Linked DNA regions of Homo sapiens: all the other regions are linked to region 1. Evidence: chromatin contacts called from ENCODE Hi-C or POLR2A ChIA-PET data. All regions are on one chromosome and are shown on one strand. The core of a region is the stretch at or near the end of the contact, and the rest is flanking DNA. Distances in the headings are between cores, read along the strand shown.

Evidence for each region. Hi-C counts contacts between places; a loop is a spot of excess contacts on that map. ChIA-PET counts read pairs that join two places held with the same protein, here RNA polymerase II (POLR2A). Pooled maps may share reads with other maps.
Region 2: a map of DLD1 shows a loop between it and region 1 (5-fold over the local background). The contact joins two enhancer-like sites. A Hi-C loop is called at or near these places in 2 of 168 maps with a recorded cell type or tissue (DLD1 and MCF 10A). POLR2A ChIA-PET finds 5 or more read pairs at or near these places in 6 of 52 experiments (BJ, OCI-LY7, Panc1 and 3 more).
Region 3: a map of Caco-2 shows a loop between it and region 1 (4-fold over the local background). The contact joins two enhancer-like sites. A Hi-C loop is called at or near these places in 5 of 168 maps with a recorded cell type or tissue (CD4-positive, alpha-beta memory T cell, Caco-2, PC-3 and 2 more) and 2 of 50 pooled maps. POLR2A ChIA-PET finds 5 or more read pairs at or near these places in 5 of 52 experiments (AG04450, HepG2, MCF 10A and 2 more).

Annotation. Positions count from the first base shown.
Region 1 is chr10:92,086,368-92,090,505 of GRCh38, reverse strand. All of the region lies in intron 8 of CPEB3 (cytoplasmic polyadenylation element binding protein 3), which reads left to right. Among named protein-coding and RNA genes, the nearest start is that of BTAF1, 160 kb to the right of the region's middle. Within about 2 kb of position 2,590, at least 9 of the 41 ENCODE cell types and tissues checked have a DNase peak (open chromatin) inside an H3K27ac peak, as active enhancers do.
Region 2 is chr10:92,049,756-92,053,835 of GRCh38, reverse strand. It overlaps CPEB3 (cytoplasmic polyadenylation element binding protein 3), which reads left to right. Exons shown (of 10, transcript NM_014912.5): 10 at 1,397-4,080. The coding sequence ends at 1,624. Among named protein-coding and RNA genes, the nearest start is that of BTAF1, 130 kb to the right of the region's middle. Within about 2 kb of position 1,600, at least 2 of the 41 ENCODE cell types and tissues checked have a DNase peak (open chromatin) inside an H3K27ac peak, as active enhancers do.
Region 3 is chr10:92,121,246-92,125,713 of GRCh38, reverse strand. The region is part of intron 6 of CPEB3 (cytoplasmic polyadenylation element binding protein 3); the gene reads left to right. Among named protein-coding and RNA genes, the nearest start is that of CPEB3, 170 kb to the left of the region's middle. Within about 2 kb of position 2,538, at least 14 of the 41 ENCODE cell types and tissues checked have a DNase peak (open chromatin) inside an H3K27ac peak, as active enhancers do.

The DNA of each region.
Region 1 (4,138 bases), core at 1,341-3,840:
CAGTGGCATGATCTCGGCTCACTGCAACCTCCGCCTCCTGGGTTCAAGTGATTCTCCAGCCTCAGTCCCCCAAGTAGTTGGGACTACAGGTGTGTGCCACCACACCTGGCTAATTTTTGTATTTCTAGTAGAAACAGGGTTTTGCCATGTTGGCCAGGTTGGTCTTGAACTCCTGACCTCAGGTGATCCACCCACCTCAGCCTCCCAAAGTAGTTGGGATTACAGGCGTGAGCCACCACGCCCAGCCACAAATTAGTTTTTATGTTCTAGCCCCTTTCCTTTTTTTCCTAGATAGGAATCTGAAAAAATATTCTGAAAAAGCCCTATAGTTATAAAAATAACAGAATTGGCTGTAACTTCTTATGTCTATCTAAGTCACAGACATACAAGTTTATACATTAAACTTCAATTTGTATTATTCACTCTTTATTCTTCCTGTTTTAATGATTTGGAAGGATAGGTAAGGGCCTATGTATCATTTTTCTTCTGTAAATCCTGTGAAGATACCTTTTCCAAAAGGTTGCTGTATGATCACACCAACACTGCAAGAAGTGAACCCCTGGGCATGAAATTATATTCTTTAACATTTGGTATCTGCAAGATGCCACAAATTCTAGGATTAAACAAGAATTATATTTAGTTGTCTAGTAAGAAATGGGATTTTGTGTTCCCTGACTAGATACTATATTATACCTTTCATAATTTGAAGTTCCTTTTTTTTTTGAGACGGAGTCTCACTCTGTCACCTGGGCTGGAGTGCAATGGCCCGATCTCAGCTCACTGCAACCTCCACCTCCCGGGTTCAAGAGATTCTCCTGCCTCAGCTTCACGAGTAGTTGGGACTACAGGCGCACACCACCATGCCTGGCTGTTTTGTATTTTTGGTAGAGACAGTGTTTCACCATGTTGGCCAGGCTGGTTTCAAACTCCTGACCTCATGATTCACCCGCCTCGGCCTCCCAAAGTGCTGGGATTACAGGTGTGAGCCACCGTGCCCAGCCGAAGTTCTCTTTTTTTTCAACTAAGCTAAAATTTTTTGTTTTAAAATGTTTTGTTTTTATAGTTATGTGGATAGTAATCTAAAATCACTTGAATTATTGATAGGGTTCCTCCCATGCCAACACTTCCCTTAAGCATAGCTAGTTTCTAGGTGGCAAAGTAATCTATATTATTGTCTTAGAATTTTACCATTCATCCCAAGACTTCTAGTTTAGAGGGCCATGTTATCAAGACAAAAAGTTAACATCTGCAACTTTTATGTATAATCCTAGGGATTGGGTTTCTTTGAAACACACTGAGCTTTGGGAACTGATGTATACCTTGGAATAGAAGACGTTTTTTAAAGGAATTCATTGTGACTTTGCTAGACAAGCTGAAGTTGAATACAGTACAGTTCACTTGAATGATAAACATTTATTGAGCATCTACTGTATTACTGGCACTGAGAAAATATGTGTCATGCAAAACTGAATATCCCACTATCATGTTAAAGAGGTAATCATTTACAGACAGTCAAAAGATTTCAGAAGAAAACAAATGTGTTTATAGAATGTGAACTCAGAATTAACTGGAGACCAGATTATATTCTTTAACATGATTTTCAAATTTGGTTTTGAAATGCTTTAGAGCATTTTTTATTATTTCCAAGGGATATTCTAGTTATGGAATTTTGGAAAGTCTAAAACTATTTTAAGCATTTTATGTAGACTGATCCTGGACTAGATATGGGTGTCCCTACTCAACAGGTGTGATTTTAGATGTCCAGGTGGATTTTTACCTTATTCAGGGCCAAAAAGTATCCCTTAATATGTCACAGTGACTAAAATGTTATCACTGAAGTGTTATTCCTTTGGATCTTGTGAGTTTTTTTTTTTTAATCTTTGATATTTCCTCATTGTAAGACAAGGACCAATATCACTGATAGTTATTCTGAATACAGGCCTTATCCCTTTAAACAGAAATATACAAACACCTCTTAAAGAAAAAAGGCAACCTATTTTAAGCAGTATTGTCCTGAGTTTCTGGTTCTTTGATAAACCTTCCTTTTAAAAACTCAGGTTGGACCAGCCTGGGCAACATGGTGAAACCCTGTCTCTACAATAAATACAAAAATTAGCCAGGCATGATGGCACACTCCTGTAGTTCCAGCTACTTGGGGGGCTGAGGCAGGAGAACCACTTGAGCCCAGGGAGCTCGGGGCTGCAGTGAGCTGAGATTGCATCAGTGCACTCCAGCCTGGGTGACAGTAAGACCTTATCTCAAAAAAAAAAAAAAAAAAAATTAGGTTGGAAAAAAATCACAGTCCTAGAAAGGAAAAGAAAAGCAAAGCTGAAAATGGGAAAATATCAGTGGAAAATTTAGATGAGCTTACTCATTGCCTGATTGTGGGTTTTTCTATGTCAAATAATACACATTATTACTGTCTCTTCCTTTCATCATTCCCATCGGTGACAATAGCAAGCCAACGATGGTTTGCCTGAAGTCTCCTGGTGTTTATCAGATCTTGTTTTCTTTCTACTCCCCACCTCACCCTGCCCTCACATTAGGAAAGCCTGTAAGTAGACTCACCGTGCCACCATGTGGCTAAAGCTCGCATATTCTTTAGAGTCAGTACAGGGTAATAATGGGCAGTTTGATTCTCCTCCTGCTGCCACCTGGAAGTACAACACGTTGCCACTCTGCTTCATTCACGTAATGTGAATCTCCATACAGAAATAGCCCTGTTGCATATCTCTGTGGCATTAGGACCTCTCCAGAATGCATATCTCTTCACTCTGACAGAAAATAAGTGCCAGACTTGGGGGTTATGATATCACCAGGAAAAAGTAGAGAGTGAGGTATGTGGTCTCTGTACTCTTCCCCAGTTGATTAACATGAGTATTCCTCTGATCCCAAATTTCTTGGTTTTGGCATCTGATGGGAGGACTGCCCCAGTGACCAAGCTTTTGGATCCATTCATTCCCAACCTTGATCAGGCTGGAAAAACTTTCAGTCTTTCTCATTAGAAGCATATAAACTGTTCTTGACTTCATGACTTCCTTAGGCCCTGCAAACAGATCAATCTTGAGAGAGTGCTCATCTGAATCCCCACAACCTACTGTTTTCTCGTTCATCTTTTGGTTCTATCTTTCCTAACAATTGCTGTGATAATTCCTTCCTTTCTTTTTTTCCCCTACCAATATTCTGTGGTGAATCCTGAAATTTCTTTCTCTGCCTTCCCCACCTGCCCTGACTGTTGTGAGGATGGTTTTTCTGTGGGAGGTAAAAATTTGTGAAGTAAATATTCAGAGATATGTGGCATATATCTAGAGAACATATATCCTGAATTTTTCTAAGATCATTTATTTCAGACATTTTATATAAACATTTGATAGTTCACATGTATTAGAAACCATGTCCTGATTTGTGACTTAGGAAACAGGAGTATATTATAACCCTATCCTTTATTGTTGTTTTATGATATGGTTGCAGGCAGAAACCATCCTGTATCAAGTTTTTCAACAGTAGAAGCTTTTTCACCATGTCCTAAGTTCAGTATGGGTTGTCCCGGATAAACTCCAGATTTGGCATACTGACTTGATTAACTGTATTACCTTTAGGGATAAGGGTTTTCCTAATGTTAGTATGTGTTTGTGTCCTCCCTCTGCACCAAAAGCAAACCCTCATCCAAAGCTGATGTCAAACTTTGCCATATCAGTGGCAGGCTGTGTGATATTAGCATAAAACCAAAATAACACTGCAATGAATTGATACTTATAGAGCATAAAACCAGGCCAACTTAAATGTTAAGCAGAGATTCACAGGGTGGGAGAGGGGCAAGAACCCTGGACAAAACTAAACATTTGAATACCACTCTGTCCTCAGCAGTGTGCCCAGAGCTCTCATGGATGTTTAATTCTCACAATGACCCTGTGAGATTGTAAGTGGTAGACTGCGCTTTCGAGATGATGAAGCAGAGTTCAGATAGAGTAACTGGTCTTTCTCAGGTCGAAAGAAAGATACTTTATTAAGCTGAGATCTGAGATGTTGTCTCAGTAACAGTAGTAACAGTCTACTTGGTACCAGTGTACTCTGTCTGATTTAATTCATTGTTCATACCATCTATTTGAAAATATTCTTAACTTCCCAACATATCTGA
Region 2 (4,080 bases), core at 351-2,850, 36 kb after region 1:
GGCATGGTGGCTCACGCCTGTAATCCCAGCACTTTGGGAGGCCGAGGCGGGTGGATCACGAGGTCAGGGGATCGAGACCATCCTGGCTAACACAGTGAAACCCCGTCTCTACTAAAAATACAAAAAATTAGCCAGGCGTGGTGGCGGGTGCCTGTAGTCCCAGCTACTCAGGAGGCTAAGGCAGGAGAATGGCGTGAACCTGGGAGGCGGAGCTTGCAGTGAGCCGAGATCGTGCCACTGCACTCCAGCCTGGGCGACAGAGCAAGACTCCATCTCAAAAAAAAAAAAAAAGAAAAAGAAAAAAATTAGCCGAGCGTGGTGGCGCACTCCTGTAATCCCAGCTACTCGCGAGGCTGAGGCAGGAGAATCACTTGAACCTGGGAGGCAGAGTTTGCAGTGAGCCGAGATCGCACCACTGCACTCCAGCCTGGCGACAGAGTGAGACTCCATCTCAAAAAATAATAATTAAAAAAAAAAATGATAAAGTTAATGATGTTTCTTTTCTAAAGTTTTAGGAAAGGAAAGTGGGTGAGAACGTGGTAACTTTTTTCTTTTTTTGGTTTTCAGTCATGCAGCTTTGCTTCGTTTAGATTTAAAAAGGTTCCCTAAAGGGCTATGATGAAAAGTTGTCGTCTATTGAAGTTTCCAGTGTTGGGGGGAGATTAAGTCAACAGAGAAAGTTCCAAAAATAAAAAAGCCCCAATTATTATAGTAGCTTCTTAACACCTCAGCTGTGAGTCCCTTTTCCTCTCCAGTCCATGGTATGCAATGTTGGGGTGTTAGTCTCAGGGAGCTGTGTCATTACGACACTGAGGTGCACAGCCTCACAGCAGCATCTCCCTTCAGCTCCTCCCATATTCATTGTGCCTCTTGCCCTCGGGCCTGGCTTCAGCTACAGCATCTCCCAAGGATGTGCCTGCCTCCTCCTGCTTATGGCCTTTGTCCTGGCTGCTTCCTCTCCCTGCAATGTTCTTCTTTGCCTGCATTGTCAGATGCTGCCCGGCTTTCAGGATTCAGCTCATGCGCTTTGACGTGCACAGCCCCTCTTAATCCTCCCCAGCACCCTTTGATGTAAACACTGTTATACCCATTTACAGATTACACAAATGTGTGTGTGTAATGTGTTTATGTGTGTGTAAACATACCCATTTTACAGATACAGTGATAGAGCAAACAGAGGCACAGAGATTTTAAGAATTTGTCTAATATCACGCAAGATGTAAATCAAGGAGCTTATTCCAAAGCCCATGCTCTCAACCACCATCCAGTATCAGCAGAGTTGAAAGCAGCGTCTGATTGAGACATACGTTGAAGCTATAGTGTAAACTCTCAAAAGCAAGACATGTAAGGAAGCTTTGCTAAATCATTTTTCTCTGTCTTTCCTCTTTGGGTCCAGGTTGAAGTAAAGCCATATGTGCTGGATGATCAGATGTGTGATGAGTGCCAGGGCACACGCTGTGGTGGGAAGTTTGCCCCGTTCTTCTGTGCCAACGTCACCTGTCTGCAGTATTACTGTGAATACTGCTGGGCGAGCATACATTCCCGAGCCGGGCGGGAGTTCCACAAACCGCTGGTGAAGGAGGGAGGCGACCGCCCTCGTCACGTCCCGTTCCGCTGGAGCTGAGCCACGGGCCGACCCAGCCACAAGTACTGGAGTAGATAACAAGGAGGGAAAAGAGAGGGCACTGCCTCAGGGCTTACAGTGTTCTGGAAATCTGTGCATTCGTTCTCGATTTTTAAAGAAGAATTGGGTCTTTTTATTATTATTATTATTATTTACAGTCATATTACTGAACTCAGTGTCCAGTATAATGCAGAATTGCAGAGTGTAGAATGGTACTGATTTGCACTTTGATTCACACCTTTGTCTGCTTGGTACCTTAATTTTTTATACCTGATTTGTCACTCGTGACAGTATGTAGACTGCCATTCTCATCAGCGGCCGTCAGGCTACTGTCTGTGATTCTTTTGTTTGTTGTTGTGGTGTTGTTCTGATTGTTTTGAACTGGAGCATGCACTTATTTTCAGAAACTTAGAGAGTTGCCCCTAGGACAAGACTTACCAAAGGTAATACTCGTGAGTAGGTGGCAGATGTAGCAAAAACTTCACAACAATTCAGCAATCATTAGCTCGGGTCACTTAGAGTAAGGATAACCCTTCATGAAAATAAGCCTTTAGTTGCTCTCTATTTTGACTTGTAAGGATACCTCATAAGCTGGATCTTTTATTTTTCCTTCATGTTTGATTTTTGTTTTGCCGAGGATTTTGGTTAGATCTTTTAGTATTATGTAAATTTATGCTGCAATAGCTTTTGCTGCTATTAAAATGGTATTATTAATACCATAATACTCTATTCAGGCTAGGATATCAATTAAACACAAAAACCCAACAACACACTTTTGTGATTTTAGGGATAGAGTCAGCTGCCGAACGGAGATCAGAATAGACTTCAGAAAGCTTCGGTGGAAGGTCACTATTTCTGACTGCATGTTTACTTAATCAGGTTGCTGCATGCAATAAATTTTATATCCAATGTCTAGTATAAAACGTTCCCACAATGCACAAATTAAGAATCTATATAAGCTATAAAAATACTCATTTTTTAAAAAAAGTTTTTTTCATTCAAAGAATTGGTAATTGACCGGAGGAAGGCATGCCTCAATAAATGGAATGCTCTGAATGGGAAGAGCCCATAACAGAATGACCTATATTACAACCGATATAAAACCTAGGTGTAGGATATTCTTCAAGCAAATTTGTGGATGGTAGATGAAGTACTTTGCGGTGCTCTGTTATATATTGTGAAATTTATTTTATATAGTAAAGTGATTATGTCTAACTGTGATCAAACTTAACTGTTTAAAGCCTCTGTCAGACATTAATGAACTTGACAGTTCATAACTGATATATTATAAACTAACACATGAGCTCTTAGTTACAATCTCTTAGTGCTTGCACCATTTTACATAGCTTCAGACCTTGTCCAGAAAACCAAAGAGCTCATCTTAGCTTACAAACACTAAGAATATATACAGGATATAGAGATAAGTTGTCAGATTGACAAACTAGGCACATTTTTAAGAAAGTTGTGTAATGGTGATGCTAAAGAAATGTCTGTACAAAATAAGATGGCCTGGGCAGAGTTGGTTGTCTGAGTGAGAAACTAACTACTTAATTCCCTGGATTTATCCTGTTAAGCTTGAGTAGAATGAAGGCCTGCTAGCACTAGCGTGGTCTAGAATGAAGGCCTGCTAGCACTAGCGTGGACATTTTTCTAGCATTCACCCTTGGGCTGCAGATAGTAATATATAAACACACACAATGATTGCAAGACTATGTAAATCTTTTTTTAATCTTCTTCCTATGTTTTGGAATTCTGGGGACAATCTGACTGGATATGACACTGCAGAATAGATTTAAGTCGCTGTGTTTTCTGTGCTGTGATGTCCTTGTACTGTCTTAAGTTAGTGTTGCTTGTTTTTGTTTTGTTCTCCCATGTTTAGTTGCAATTACTGGCTCTCAAGCTATAGTTTGTTTTCAAAAAGGAAAAACAAAATAGTTTTTTACTGGATTAAAAATGCTTATTTTAGAATCCTCCCCTTTTTGAGGCTTTTTGGTAATAATTGCTTTTTTCCAGCCCAGGTGTGGTTTTGTTTGTTTTTTTCTATGTTTGTGGGTTTTTTTTCATCTGTACAAGAAATTTTGTTATGCACTACTACTTTTTGTATTCTAGACAGTTTTCAAAAGTTGGCAGATTTTTTTTTTTGTTTTTAAGGAAAAAGGCATGCTTTCTGACTGACATGATCTTTTGCAATACCTCAATTTTGAAATATAGGAAAGAAAATGATATTTTCTAAGTAAGTTTATTCAGAAAAATATATATTAATTTAATTCTGCAAGAAAATGATTTAACAGATGGGTAACTTTATTTTTTTCATGCTTATTTGTGTTTTTTGAAAATGAAGAAGTTAGAGCTTTATAACTATAATATTAAAGATCATATCTAACCTACAGAAATCTACCTAATTATGTGAAAGAAGCAAAACTTTTTGAAGAAGCACCCCTCTTTCATGTATTAAA
Region 3 (4,468 bases), core at 1,289-3,788, 35 kb before region 1:
TTAGCATGTAGCTGTGAATGTGGCCACTAGGAAGATAAGATGGACATGACAAGCTTGATGATAGATAGCATAACCTCCCTCATTGCCCACTGGGAAAATATTCCATCTCCAAAGTTGCTGTCACTGGAGCTACCAAAAAATGCCTGTCCACCCTGAGCCTTCTACCCCTTGTTCTGCACTAACAGCTGATCCTGATACTGCAATAGCCTCACCTCTCATAGTGGGACAGAGAATATGGGCCCAGGGAAAGGAGCTGGCATCTGCTGTGCAATGAGCACAGCTGTGCTACCACTGTTGAGGCCTCTTGGGCAAAGGCAATGATGGCAGCCAGCTACAGATGTTGTACATGAGTTTGGCCATCTGGCTCTGAAACTGATTTCAGAAGCCAATGATGCTGGCAGTGGAATGGAGGAAGCTGTCATTCTCAGCTTACTTGGGCAGCTTACAGTGTCAGCTTCAGCAGTCTAGGGGCACAGGGTCCAGGTGAACAGAAATAGTAATAGGCACACAGCTTTATACAAGAGTGACCAAACCCTTGTGCACTAATGATTCCCACCCACTTTTAGAAAAGTTTGTATTCCTGGATGGCTATTTCTGCTGGTGATTCTATACGTCCTCTGCACTGGCTAGGCTGGCTTGCCCTCTGGTGCTCTTAACCAAGGTCATGTAGTTGTGGAAGTTTATGCAATACCAGCATGGTTTGTGAACCTGGCACAAGCCAGGCCACATACTATTCAGTTTGAACACAAGCCAGCTAGCTAAGGAGATCCTGCTTGAGGAACAAGGAAGAGGAATCTACTTTGAGTGGGCAAAAACAGGCCATTGTGGAGCTGCAGTGGGCTGCAGTGTAGCATTTATTTCTTTTTCCTTCAACTTGTCTAAATCTGGCTTTGGAAAGGAAAGTTTTCAAACTTCACATTTTTTCCCTTGTAGCATAACTTGAATGGAAATAAGTCAGTGTTATTTTAGGCCAGATTCCAAGTTTTTCCACCTTCTGAGTTACGTAAACTGATCAAGTTGGGAAGCCAAGGGTTTTAGCCTGTATTTAACCTTTTGCAGTTCGTCATCTTTTGAGTAACATTCTGTCTTCCTTTAAGAAAAAAAAAAATCAGGTCCTGGCTTATAGTGCTCACACTGTTTGGTGATTTATGAACCCTATATTTTAATATTTTACTTGATTGTGATTTTCATACCCAGGAAGGATTTTCTTGTAAAAACATGGAAACTGCATTGTGTGATAGCAAGGGTGGGCTTTTTGTTTTGTTTTGTTCTGTTTTGACAGATGGAGTCCATCTATCTTTGCTTTTAAAAGCTTAGCACACTCTCAGTTTACACTTTTATAAACACTTGTCTCTTCAGCATTGTATTGAAGATGAACTATAAAGTTAGTCTTTGCTTTCAAAGCATTTACAGTTTGAGGGACTGTACAGAAAGAAGTCATTAGGAATATATAGTCCACAGGACAAAGCTTGAGCAGCCACGTAAATAACAGAAACATCTTGTTCAAGGTCACCTAAGTACACACTGTGCTATGACCAGGCAGAGGTGATGGGATGGGGGGAAATGCTTGTTTAGTTCAGAGAAGTCATAACTCCTCCTGATGAGAACTTTTATTGAGGAAAAAATAGACTTTAGGAACTGAAATGGAAGGTGGAAATTTGGCAGACTGAGGCAGAGAGGATGTTTTAGAAGAGGATATAGCTTGGGTTGGGACTTGCTGACAGTAGTTAGATAGGGCTAAGGCTGTGAGCAGGTGAGACCAACAGAGGATATGTTAATTGCAGAGTTAGGAATGGGAAGCCAGCTAGGAGGGTCTGGTGAAATTTTTTGAAAACTGAGAGCAAAGACCTGGGTTGTCTTTCAAAGGAGAATGGACCCACTTCAGTCTTGAGAAGACTGGCACAGAAAAAAACTCATTTGAAACAGCATTAAGAACTGATCAGAGGAATGTTAAAGTCCAGGGAGGCGAAGAAATTAAGACTATCAAAGCTCAGGCAGTATATGCACAAGGCCAGACTAAAGCTTCATCTGTCTGTAGGAGAGCATCACCTGGATTGAAACAGAGTTCCCCAGTTGTTTGCTGACTGAGGGAGTGTAACAGGCAGTGGGGCATAAGCTAGGTTTGTGGACTCAGATGTGGGCATCAGCATTTACTAGCTATATGACATTGAGCAAGTAATTTAACCTTTAAGCCTCAGTTTACTTATCTGAGTTAATACTACTCGTTGGGTTGTTAAGAGGATTATGTGAGGCAGTGTGTGAAAGCACTAACACAATACTTAGGCTTATTAGGTGTTGAATAATCTTAGCGTCCTTGGTCCTTGCCTGTGACTTAAATGTAATGCTCAGTAATCATAAAATTACCCAACGAGTTTGACCAGTTCTCTCCCACACCCCCAGTCTGGTCTCAGTTTCCTTGGTCAGGTGCTTGTTTGAACTGACTGTGACTAGAACTGACAGATTGGCAGACTTCACAAGGACCTCTTTATATAGGGAATGTGTGATTATGTAAACAGCAGATTTTAAGTCCAAATGCCCCAGGTCACTGCCCTGGACTGCAAGACTTTGCTAAGAACACAGGAAGTAGATTACCAATTTTGAACTCTGAGGTGGTTCTACGCTGCCGGCTTGTTTTCTTGTCCATTCCCAACTATTCCCACCCCTGCTGCCAAGCAACCAACCCACAAAGAAAGTTGGTAGTGTCGTAGAAAACACAAAACAGGCTAGAATCAAGTCTCAGCCTCACACAGTAAATATTGTTAAAGAAATATGTTTAGTTCTGAATCTAAGCAGAGTGTTTAGGAATCCGTGCACTTAGGCAGTATCTATCTGCAGAGCTACCTCTACATTTTAACTTAGGTTAGTTGTTTCCCTTGGAATGTCTTCTCCGTGTTTTCAATGTTTTCACCTATGTTGTACCATTAAGGTCTGGCCCCTGTGCCACCACCTACAGAAAGCCTTTCCTGATTTCTCTATTCATGTCTTCTCTGAAAGTGATCTTTCTTCTTTCTGTGAAGTCCAACTTTTAAAAATATGTTTACAAAAATACTTCTTAGGATCATTAATGCATTGTTCCTAAGTCAGAGTTCTCTGTGAATTTATTCTATACAATCTTCTAGTGCTAGTATATAAACTCCTTAAGAACAAGAATTTGCTCATGATAGTAGTCCCCTGCAGTGTGTAGATTACATAAGTGTTGAGTAAATCTTGGAGATCAGGTATCCTCATTCAAGAGGAAAATGAATAAGAGATCCAGTTCAGAGACCTACAGTGAGTGCTCTCCGCTGCAGGCAGGGATTGATGAGCTGCTTCAACTCTTACCACCCACCACTCTCAATCCTATACTCTAACTAATGAACTCTGCTCACCGTTGTCCAAGTGAGTTGACCCTTTGGCCTTTCCATGCCGTGGCCTGTGCACCTTCCTGAACTTGGAATGCCTTTACTCTCTGGAAAAGTAATCAGCCTCTGGGTCAGATATGGCCTTTGCTCTTTGGTGTTCCCTGATGTTTGGACAAATCTGCTCCCTTTTTTTCTCCCCAGTGTCCTGTAGGAGATACCTCCAACATAGTGCTTTTAATGTTGCTTATTAGTTATTGACAGTCTGATTTTTTCTGGATCAGGGTTCTTCTTTGGCTTGTTCATCTTTGCAACCTCAGTACTTAGCATCATACCTGGCATCTCCTAGATGTTTTTGGTACCCTTGAATTGAATCCAAAAAAAGTCTCCTGAGGCAAACCAGATAAGTCCTCTGACCTGAAAGCCAAAGTCAGAGAGAATGTTTGGGACAGACTGCCTGTACCAAAAAAAGTCTGAACTCAGGCAGCTCTGGCTAGAGCAGTGCCCTTTAGGTTTCTCTAGGAAGGTCACTGGTAATAGGAAGCTTGATTTTGTGAGAGGAGAGAGCTGCCTGTCTGTCCAGGCCATGGACCTTTCCTTCTAGGGTTGGTCTCAATCCAAAACCAGCCATTCCTTGGTCTGCCATTTTATGAATGCTGCAGTGGTTCAGGATACAGCTCCACAAGCTGAATTTTTTTTTTTCCATTTGTAGTTGGTACTTGAAACAAATACATCACTAATAGTATTAGTTGATTTTAAGAACTGTTGATTCCTTAAAAAAAAAAATACACATCTCTTTTTAGAATGGGAGACCTTGTAGTTTTTTTTCCACAAATTTTTATTTAAAAAAAGTCAAACCTACAAAAAAGCTCTAAGAATAATACAGTGAACACCTATATAGCTTTCTTCTAGATTCACCAATTGTTAGCATTTTGCCACATTTTTGCGTGCATGCTCGCTCACGCGCTGTCTCTCTATTATATATATATAATATATTATATATAAAATATATTTTATATATATATATGTGTGTGTATTTCCCCAATAGCCATTTAAGAGTAAGTTGTAGACCGGGCGTGGTGGCTCACGCCTGTAATCCCAGCACTTTGGGAGGCCGAGGCGGATGGATC